2 separate regions of the Homo sapiens genome follow, and region 1 is linked to region 2. A link is an interaction called in ENCODE POLR2A ChIA-PET data of the cell type or tissue named here. Cell type or tissue: A673. All regions are shown on one strand. Links, peaks and the distances in the headings refer to the core of each region. The heading gives the core; the rest is flanking DNA.

The links. Peaks named below come from ENCODE experiments on the same cell type or tissue, not always from the same donor. Only the 100,000 strongest peaks of a DNase experiment are listed, where the experiment ranks them.
Region 1: POLR2A ChIA-PET joins it to region 2 with 7 read pairs; 5 of 35 experiments call an interaction of 5 or more read pairs at or near these places.

Annotation. Positions count from the first base shown.
Region 1 is chr17:7,270,924-7,276,293 of GRCh38, forward strand. No RefSeq gene overlaps it. Among named protein-coding and RNA genes, the nearest start is that of SLC2A4, 8.1 kb to the right of the region's middle. In A673, for the core only: no CTCF peak of the experiment used is centred there; no DNase peak of the experiment used is centred there.
Region 2 is chr17:7,380,989-7,386,354 of GRCh38, forward strand. It overlaps TNK1 (tyrosine kinase non receptor 1), which reads left to right and starts at 101. Exons shown (of 13, transcript NM_003985.6): 1 at 101-126; 2 at 1,848-2,101; 3 at 2,262-2,332; 4 at 2,437-2,628; 5 at 2,721-2,876; 6 at 2,982-3,265; 7 at 3,496-3,766. The coding sequence starts at 1,939. RefSeq lists an enhancer at 1-119 and a silencer at 3,165-3,424. In A673, for the core only: no CTCF peak of the experiment used is centred there; a DNase peak (open chromatin) is centred at 3,243; H3K4me3 peaks cover 841 bases.

The DNA.
Region 1 (5,370 bases), core at 161-5,160, 110 kb before region 2:
CTCTCCTAAAAATACAAAAATTGGCCAGGCCTCGGAGGCCTGCAGAGAGCCGAGATCACGCCACTGCACTCCAGCTTGGGTGACAGAGCAAGACTCAGTCTCAAAAAAAAAAAAAAAAAAAAATAGCCAGGCATAATCCCAGCTTCTTGGGAGGTTGAGCCATGAGAACTGCTTGAACCCAGGAAGCAGAAATTGCAATGAGCCGAGGTCACACCACTGCACTCCTGCCTGGGCAATACAGCAAGACTCTGTCTCAAAAAAAAAAAATTGTTGCTAGGCATGGCAGCTCATGCCTGTAATCCCAGCCTTTTGGGAGGCCAAGGCCAACAGATAGCTTGAGGTCAGGAATTCGAGACCAGCCTGGGCAACATGGTGAAACCCCATCTCTGCCAAAAATACAAAAATTAGCCAGGCATGGTGGTGGATGCCTGTAATCTCCGCTACTCAGGAGGCTGAGAATCGCTTGAACCCGGGAGGCAGAGGTTGCAATGAGCCGAGACGGCGCCACTGCACTCCAGCCTGGGCAACAGAGCGAGACTCCATTTCAAAAAAAAAAAAAAAGTTGGAAGAGTTTGTTTTTGGAGATGACAAAACCTAGGGTAGAGGTCTGAGGATGGGCTGAAGAGGAAAATCACTGGAGAAGAGACTGAGGAGTGGAGAGGCCACAATGGATTGCCCTGATGGATTATGAAGTTATCAACGATGATGTTAGGAAAAAATAGGTGAAAAGAGGAAGAAGATGAGCCAGGTGCTAACATTATCAGTGAATGTGGGTGAACAACCGGGTTTGAAGACCCTTGCAACAAGTAGAGGCAGCAGATCATATAGTTTGAGACGTTAATTTCAAAAAGCAGAGGATTTTGAAAGATGAAGAAAGAATAAGGGTCTAAGGCCAGGCATGGTGGCTCATGCCTATAATCCCAGCACTTTGGGAGGCCGAGGGGGGCAGATCACGAGTTCAGGAGTTCGAGAGCAGCCTGACCTACATGGTGAAACCCCATCTCTACTAAAAATACAAAAATTAGCCGGGCGTGGTCATGCACGCCTGTAATCCCAGCTACTCAGGAGGCTGAGGCAGGAAAATCGTTTGAACCCGGGAGGCGGAGGTTGCAGCGAGCCAAGATCGCGCCACTGCACTCCAGCCAGGGTAACAGAGTGAGACTCCATCTCAAGAAAAAAAAAAAAAAAGGCCGGGCACGGTGGCTCACGCCTGTAATCCCTCCCAGCACTTTGAGAGGCTGAGGCGGGTGGATCATGAGGTCAGGAGATCGAGACCGTCCTGGCTAACATGGTGAAACCCCGTTTCTACTAAAATACAAAAAAAATTAGCCAGGCGTCGTGGCAGGCGCCTGTAGTCCCAGCTACTCAGGAGGCTGAGGCAGGAGAATGGCATGAGCCCGGGAGGAGGAGGTTGCAGTGAGCAGAGATTGCGCCACTGCACTCCAGCCTGGGCGACAGAGCAGGCTGTCTCAAACAAAAAAAAAAAAAAAGAGTCTAGACGCAGCACTAGGGAGCAATCCACCCAACTCTACTCTGCAGTATGCAAAGACCGATGAACAAGCCTCTGTAAAGAGGGCTGCCAGGGAAGTGTGCCCTCCAGACGCCAGGTTTCAGTAAGGTCTAGGAAAGGGAGGTTCAGAGAAGAGGATGGGCTTATAAGAATGATGACAGACATTGAGTCCAGAGGTAACCGTGGAAAAATTTGAAAGGTCAAGTCTGGTTGGAAGATTGGGTGATATTAGGGGATGTACACTACAGTATGGGGTGGTGGATGATGACATTATGAGTTAATCAACCTCGTATGAAAACCCAACCAACTTGTTTGTTTCTACAGGAAATTGTTCTGAGTTCTAAAAACTGATACATAAATTAACTTTGGAAACTTGCAGCATTATTTATAAAGTAATTGGTTACTGATTATTTCAAGGCAAATGATATTCCAGGTTCTAATTCTGCTTCCTTCAGGACTTCATTCTTGGGCTTCGACTATCTCATCTTTAAAATAGGAGTGATAATGTTTTTGCCTACTTGGGAAACAAGAGGCTGGGCTAAGTGGTCTACTATGGTTCATTCTGGAGTAGATATTTGAGATACAGATTTGGAAAAGAAGTGAAAAAGTGACCAACTCATTTATGAGGCTAGGGTAATCTTGCCTCTGAAATCAGTTAGTAATAATATAAGAAAAGAATTCTAGGCCCATTTAATCTATGAATATAGACACAGAAGTCTTTAATAAAATATTACTTAACTAGGCTGGAAGCGGTGGCTTACGCCTGTAATCCCAGCACTTTGGGAGGCTGAGATGGGCAGAACACATGAGGCCAGGAGTTCAAAACCAGCCTGACCAACATGGTGAAACCCCGTCTCTACTAAAAATACAAAAAAATTCTTTGGGAGGCTGAGGTGGGTGGATCACGAGGTCAGGAGATCGAGACCATCCTGGCTAACATGGTGAAACCCCGTCTCTACTAAAAATACAAAAAATTAGCCGGGCGCGGTGGCAGGCACCTGTAGTCCCAGCTACTTGGGAGGCTGAGGCAGGAGAATGGCACGAACCCGGGAGGCGGAGCTTGCAGTGAGCCGAGATCATGCCACGGCACTCCAGCCTGGGTGACAGAGCGAGAATCTGTCTCAAAAAAAAAAAAAAATACAAAAAAATTAGCCGGGTGTGGTGACGCACGCCTGTAGTCCCAGCTACTCAGGAGGCTGAGGCGGGAGAATCGCTTGAACCTAGGAGGCAGAGGTTGCAATGAGGCTAGATCATGCCACTGCACTCCAGCCTGGGTAACACAGCAAGATTCTGTCTCAAAAAAAAGAAAAAATTACAAAATCCATCAATGTGGTTTATCACAATAATAGACTAAAGGAAAAAAATCAGCAGGATGCGGTGGCTCTTGCCTGTAATCCCAGCATTTTGGGAGGCCGAGGTGGGTGAATCACGAGGTGAGGAGATCGAGACTATCCTGGTTAACACAGCAAAATCCTGTCTCTACTAAAAATACAAAAAATTAGCCAGGCGTGTTGGCACACACTAGTAGTTCCAGCTACTCGGGAGGCTGAGGCAGGAGAATCACTTGAACCCAGGAGGCGGAGGTTGCAGTGAGCCGAGATCGCACCACTGCACTCCAGCCTGGGTGACAGAGCGAGACTTCATCTCAAAAAAAAAAAAAAAAAAAAATAGAGGCTGGGCGCAGTGGCTCACGCCTGTAATCCCAGCACTTTGGGAGGCTGAGGCGGGTGGATCACCTGAGGTTGCGAGTTCGAGACTAGCCTGACCAACATGGAGAAACTCCGTCTCTACTTAAAATACAAAATTAGCCGGGCGTGGTGGTGGGCACCTATAATCCCGGCTACTCGGGAGGCTGAGGCAGGAGAATCGCTTGAACCTGGGAGGCAGAGGTTGTGGTGAGCCGAGATTGCACCATTGTACTCCAGCCTGGGCAACAAGAGCAAAACTCCGTCTCAAAAAAAAAAAAAAGGAAAAAAAATCATATGGCTATCTCAAATGAGAATTTTAAAGGGCATTTGATGAGGTTCAATACCTGCTTATCATAAAAACCTTTAGCAAACAAAGGTTAGATAGGAAATTCTTATACTTAATGAATAATGTTGGACTCATCTCTTTTATTCTTGGGGAAAAAAACAAAGATGTCCACTGTTACCACACTTATTTTACAAAATCCTAGAGGTCTTGAGCAATACTACAAGGAAATAAAAGAAACAAGTAGTGCAAAGATACGAAAGGAAAAAATAAAACTGATTATTTGCCGGGCGCGGTAGCTCACGGCTGTAATCCCAGCACTTTGGGAGGCCGAGGTGGGTGGATCAACAGGTGAAGAGTTCGAGACCAGCCTGGCCAACATGGTGAAACCCATCTCTACCAAAAATACAAAAATTAGCTGCATGTGCTAGCTCACACCTGTAATTCCAGCTACTTGGGAGGCTGAGGCAGAAGAATCGCTTGAATCTGGGAGGTGGAGGTCACAGTGAGCCAAGATCGTGCCACTGCACTCCAGCCTGGGCAACAGAGCCAGACTCCGTCTCAAAACAAGAAAACAAAACAAAACAAAAACCCTGATTATTTGCAGGTAATATAATCATCTACTTAGAAAAACCAATAAAATCGCCGGTCGCAGTGGCTCACACCTGTAATCCCAGCACTTTGGGAGGCCAAGGCAGGTGGATCACCTGAGGTCTGGAGTTCGGGACCAGGCTAACCAACGTGGAGAAACCCCGCCTCTACTAAAAATACAAAATTAGCCGGGAATGGTGGTGCATGCCTGTAATCCCAGCTACTCGGGAGGTTGAGACAGGAGAATTGCTTGAGGCCCGGAGGCGGAGGTTGCAGTGAGCCGAGATAGCGCCGTTGCACTCCAGCCTGGGTAACAATCGAAACTCCGTCTTAAAATAAACAAATAAATAAAATAAAATCAACAGAAAGACTAGTAGAACAAGCAAGGGTATTCATAAAGGTTGTTGTGTACAAAATTAACCTATAAAACAAACAAACAAACAAAAACTACTAGTATTTTACTGCACCAGAAATTACCAATCAGAAAATGTTAAAAAAAAAAAGAAAAGAAAAGAAAAGAAAAAAGAAAAAGAAAAAAAAAGGCCAGGCACAGTGGCTCACGCCTGTAATCTCAGCATTCTGGGAGGCCAAGGTAGGTGGGTACTTGAGCCCAAGGGTTTCAGGCCAGCCTGGGCAATATAGGGAAGCCCTGTCTCTACAAAAAGATACAAAAATTTGCTGGGCATGGTGGTGTGCGCCTGTAGTCCCAGCTACTTGAGAGGCTGAAGTGGGAGGATTTCTTGAGCCCAGGAGGCTGCAGTGAGCCATAATTGCACCACTCTACTCCAGCCAGGACAACAGAGTGGCACTCTGTCTCAAAAAAAAAAAAAAAGAAGAAGAAGAAGAAGAAAGAAAAAGAATAACAAAAATAACATTCAATGGCCAAGCACGGTGGCTCACGCTTGTAATCCCAGCACTTTGGGAGGCCGAGGCAGGTGGATCATGGGGTCAGGAGTCAGAGACCAGCCTGTCCAACATGGTGAAAGCCCATTTCTGCTAAAAATACAAAAAATTAGCAGGGCGTGGTGGCACACGCCTGTAGTCCCAGATACTCAGGACAGTGAGGCAGAAGAATCGCTTGAACCTGGGAGGCGGAGGTTGCAGTGAGCTGAGATCTCACCATTGCACTCCAGCCTGGGCAACACGGTGAGACTATGTCTCAAAAATAAATAAATAAATAAATAACATGCAATTTACATCAGTGACAAAGTTATAAGGTATCTAGGAATTAACCAAGAATTCTTAAAACTTTAGTGGAAAAATGTTTTTTAATTCTCATAAAATACATAGATGACAGC
Region 2 (5,366 bases), core at 367-5,366:
GCCCTCGCCGGCCCCGGGCCAGCGGCCAGGTCCCCGCCCTCCGCGGGATTTACTCCTGTCCCGCCTCCTCGGATTTAGCCCAGGCAGCCTGGGAGGTTCCGCAGTCGCCGCTTCCGCCTTGACCAGGTGAGGGTCCGGACCGAGCAGGGGGCCCGGGCTGGGGAGAGCCGGCGGAGCAGCCGTCGCTGGGGGCGCGTCCGGGGGGCGCTGGGCCTGTCCTCTTCTCCTGCGTCCTTCCCTCCCGCAGCCGCGCTTCCTCCTGTCTCCCTTCTGCGCTCCCCGCTTCCCACCGAGCGCGCAGGGCCGGGTCCCCCAGGGTCCTGGGCTTTCTCCTTCCCAACCCAACCCTGTTCGCGCCCGGTTCTGAGTCCACCTGCGCGTTTCCAACTAGGCCCAGCCTCGATCCTCTTCTTCCTCCTTGCTTATAATGTAGGGGAAGGGACGGGTCCAGGAGTGTGCTAGGGAAAGTGTGAGCAGGCTGCCAGTACCCAGAGGCCCAGAGCCTTATTTAACAAAGGTTGGTGGAGTTGCCTTGAAGCCAAGTTAGACCGAGTGACTCAGGCTGCCAGCAGGCATCTGTGCCTGGGGCTGAGCTCAGGTAGGTGTGGGACTGTGTACCTGACAGCCTCAGTGGCTCCATAGGCAGCACCTAAGCCTAGCGGCCATCACAAGTGCCTGATTTGATTTCAAATGTTGCTGCCTCCGGTGGAGGAGAGGCAATGACTGTGGACCTCTTTTGGCTTGAGGGGTCCCTATGCCCCCATAGCTCAGGTATGCTGTGTGCACACTGTACCTCGATGTCTGTGTGTTGTGTTCATGTGGACCTTTGTGTCTTAGCCGTGTGGGGCAGTGTATCTAGGTGTTTGGAGGCAGTGAACTGCCATGTCCCATGGATGTGACACGTATGTACAAGGAACATCTCATGGAAGGACACAGATGAGCCTGGGCGTTTTGTGGCCGCATGCTGAAATGTCTCAGCGTTAAGACGACATATATCGGCCGGGCGCAGTGGCTCACGCCTGTAATCCCAGCACTTTGGGTGGCCGAGGCGGGCGGATCACGAGGTCAGGAGTTCAAGACCAGCCTGGCCAATATGGTGAAACCCCATCTCTACTAAAAATACAAAAAATAGCCGGGCATGGTGGCACGCGCCTGTAGTCCCAGCTACTTGGGAGGCTGAGGCAGAAGAATTGCTTGAACCCGGGAGGCGGAGGTTGCAGCGAGCTGAGATCACGCCACTGCATTCCAGCCTAGATGACAGAGCGAGACTCCGTCTCAAAAAAAAAAAAAAAGAGGACATGTATTTGGGAGTCTCGGCCATGTTTTGCAGTATATCTGTAGGTCTCAGTGTGTGTGTGTGGCAGCATGTGGGAGGCAGTGTACCTTCGTGTGTGTGCGTGCTCTACCTACATGTCTGAGGTATGGTGTGGTTGTCATATCTGAGCATCTCCAGTGTGTGTGGTAGGCAAACATGTCTCATGTTGGAGGAAGGGAGATGTCTCATGTTGGAGGAAGGGAGATGTCGTCTCAGGTGTGTATGAGTGAGTTTGTGCCACTGCGTAGCTCAGGTCTAAAAGGGCAGTGTTTCTGGGTGTCCGGGTGTGTGATGTGCCGTGATATTTCAGAGTCAGGATGGTAACATACCTGGAGTCTGTAGTAGGAGCAGGCAGTATGCTAAAATTGCAGGTGTGAGCAGGGCAGGTTACTCAGCGGTGAAGGGACAGAGTACCCGGATGCCTGGGCACGGGGAACATTCTATCTGGGATTTGTGTGCGTGAGTGGCAGGGATCCTGGCTGTCTCTGCTGTGTCCCTGCCTCTGTACCTGAGTGTTTCTAATGACTTGCAGGTGGAGCTGGAGACCTGGTCTCTCTAGGGCCTACCCTGAGCTCACCATCTGAAGGAGAGTGCCATCATCCTTAGGAACTCCTTCTCCAGACATGCTTCCTGAGGCTGGCTCCCTGTGGCTACTGAAGCTGCTCCGGGACATCCAGTTGGCCCAGTTTTACTGGCCCATCCTTGAGGAGCTTAATGTCACTCGGCCAGAGCACTTCGACTTTGTAAAGCCTGAGGACCTGGACGGCATTGGCATGGGCCGGCCTGGTGAGGGACCCCTGCCCCGAGGCCCTGGTCTCTCTGTCCACAGCCTATCAGTTGCCTTCCCCCACCACAACCCTCTTCCAGCCCTTTTCTTCCCTGTAAGTCTCTCCGCACTCTTCCCCACACCCACCTCCACTCCAGCCCTGATTCTGGCCTCCCACAGCCCAGCGCAGACTGTCCGAAGCTCTGAAAAGGCTACGTTCTGGGCCTAAGTCTAAGAACTGGGTCTACAAGGTGTGTGTTGTAGGTGGGCAGCTTGGGCCTGGGAATGAGGTGGCTTGAGGGGCAGGGAGGGGGGCGCAGGGCTCTGCATACCGGATTTCCCATCCCTGTTTCAGATCCTTGGAGGTTTTGCCCCTGAGCACAAGGAGCCCACCCTGCCCTCGGACAGCCCACGGCACCTCCCTGAGCCAGAGGGGGGCCTCAAGTGTCTGATCCCAGAGGGTGCTGTTTGCAGAGGGGAGCTGCTGGGTTCAGGCTGCTTCGGTGTGGTGCACCGAGGGCTGTGGACGCTGCCCAGTGGCAAGAGTGTGAGTGTCCAGGGAGCCCGCTTCATCCAGGCCAGCTGCCCCCTCTGTTCTTCATGCCCGCAATGCCTAAAGGCGCTTCCCCCCACCTCCAGGTCCCAGTGGCTGTCAAGTCCCTCCGGGTAGGTCCCGAAGGCCCGATGGGCACAGAACTGGGGGACTTCCTGCGAGAGGTATCGGTCATGATGAACTTGGAGCACCCACACGTGCTGCGTCTGCACGGCCTTGTACTGGGCCAGCCTCTGCAGATGGTGAGCAGATCCAGCCGCTGGTTCCCGGGACAGCCGTGCGGCAGGAGCGTGGGCGGCCAGGGTCCAATGGGTCCGGCTCACGCGGCGCGGTGTTCCCTCCTGCAGGTGATGGAGCTGGCGCCACTGGGCTCCCTGCACGCGCGCCTAACGGCCCCGGCCCCGACACCCCCGCTGCTCGTGGCCCTGCTCTGCCTCTTCCTGCGGCAGCTGGCGGGAGCCATGGCGTACCTGGGGGCCCGCGGGCTGGTGCACCGAGACCTCGCTACGCGCAACCTACTGCTGGCGTCGCCGCGCACCATCAAGGTGGCTGACTTCGGGCTGGTGCGGCCTCTGGGCGGTGCCCGGGGCCGCTACGTCATGGGCGGGCCCCGCCCTATCCCCTACGCCTGGTGAGAGCGGGTCCGCGGGCGGTCGGGCTCTGAGCCGGGCGGATCCGGAGGGCAGCAGCCGAGGGAGATCGGAGGGGGCCGGGCTTCTGAGGGAGGCTTGGACCAGAAGGGTTATCCTCCTAGGCAAAGAGGACTTTTGTGAAAGATGGGTGCACTCGGGGGTGCTCCGTGGAGGGTGGGCCTCCAAGGAGCACGTGTCCCGCCCCTTTCAGCTCCACTTCCTTCGGCAGGTGTGCCCCAGAGAGCCTGCGCCACGGAGCCTTCTCGTCTGCCTCGGACGTGTGGATGTTTGGGGTGACGCTGTGGGAGATGTTCTCCGGGGGCGAGGAACCCTGGGCCGGGGTCCCACCGTACCTCATCCTGCAGCGGCTGGAGGACAGAGCCCGGCTGCCTAGGCCTCCCCTCTGCTCCAGGGCCCTCTACTCCCTCGCCTTGCGCTGCTGGGCCCCCCACCCTGCCGACCGGCCTAGCTTTTCCCACCTGGAGGGGCTGCTGCAAGAGGTGGGAACCCCCGACCTCACCAGATACACAGTCCCTCTTCCCTCCATTCGCTCTCCCAGGGTTCCATGCGAAGACTAACACATCTAGATGTCTGTGCTGGGCTCTGGGACTCAGCTCTGAGCAAAACAGATGCAGTCCCTACCTGCAGGGAGATCAGAGCCCTGGGGAGGCAGCTTGGGGCTACACAGATGCAGACTGAAAGGCTGGGGTCTGTGTCTGGGCCAGGAAAGGGGCATAGAGGAGACAGCACTCAGTTGCAGTCGTGTTGACACGCAGAGGAAGAGAAGGGCTCAGCGTGGGAGGGGAAAATAGAAATAATGAAGCCGCAGGCCGGGCGCGGTGGCTCACGTCTCTAATCCCAGCACTTTGGGAGGCGGAGGTGGGCAGATCACCTGAGGTCGGGAGTTCAAGACCAGCCTGACCAACATGGAGAAACCCCGTCTCTACTAAAAAATACAAAATTAGCTGGGTCTGGTGGTGCATGCCTGTAATCCCAGCTACTCGGGAGGCTGAGGCAGGAGAATCGCTTGAACCTGGGAGGCAGAGGTTGCGGTGAGCCGAGATCACACCATCGCACTCCAGCCTGGGCAAAAAGAGCGAACTCCGTCTCAAAAAAAAAAAAAAGAAGAAGAAGAAGAAGTAATGAGGCCACAGAGAGAGCAGGAGCTGTGTCATGGAGGGCTTTGCAAGGCGTGTTAAGCTAACACGTAGAGCACTTGACCTGTGCAGGACACTGCACTGTGCACTTTACATGGGCGCTTATGCAGATTCGCTCATTTAATGCTCTCAACCACTGGATGAGGTAATTATTATTAGTAGTATTTTATTTTGAGACAGTCTTGCTCTGTCACCCTAGCTGGAGTGCAGTGGTGGGATCTTGGCTCACTGCAACCTCCGCCTCCTGGGTTCAAGCAATTCTCCTGTTTCAGCCTCCCGAGTAGCTGGGATTACAGGCGCCTGCCACCACGCCTGGCTAATTTTTGTATTTTTAGTAGAGATGGGGTTTCACCATGTTGGCCAGGCTGGTTTCGAACTCCTGACCTCAAATGATCCACCTGCCTTGGCCTCCCAAAGTGTTGGGATTACAGGCATGAGCCACCGTGCCCGGCCTGGATGAGGTAATTATTATCTCCATGTTACTGATGGGCAGTTGAGGCACTGAGAGTTTAAGTGACTTGCCTAAAGTCACATGGTAAGTGGAGGAGTTGGGATTTGAGCCAGTCAGTTTGACTTCAGAGCTGTTCCCTAAGCTGCTACACTCTACCACTAAAGCTTAGTCTTTACTCTGAAGGCATTTGGGAGCCAGGGAAGCCTATTAGGCAGGGGAGTTACAAGCCACTCTCACCATGACGGCACTCTGATGTGGCGCAAGAATGGATTAGAGGGATGATGCTGAGGCTGGGAGACCAGGTAGGCAACAGTGGCTGTGAAGCAGAAGGGAGATGAAGAGGTCTGGATGAGGGTAGAGGCGGTGGGGCTGCAGAGGAGTGGAAATTTCCCAGAGGGGCTTGGGAGGCTGCTCTGACAGGCCTGGATGTGGAGTGAAAGCAGTGTACAGGATGACGCTCCTGTTAGTCCCCCCAGGTAGAGCCAGGGCCCT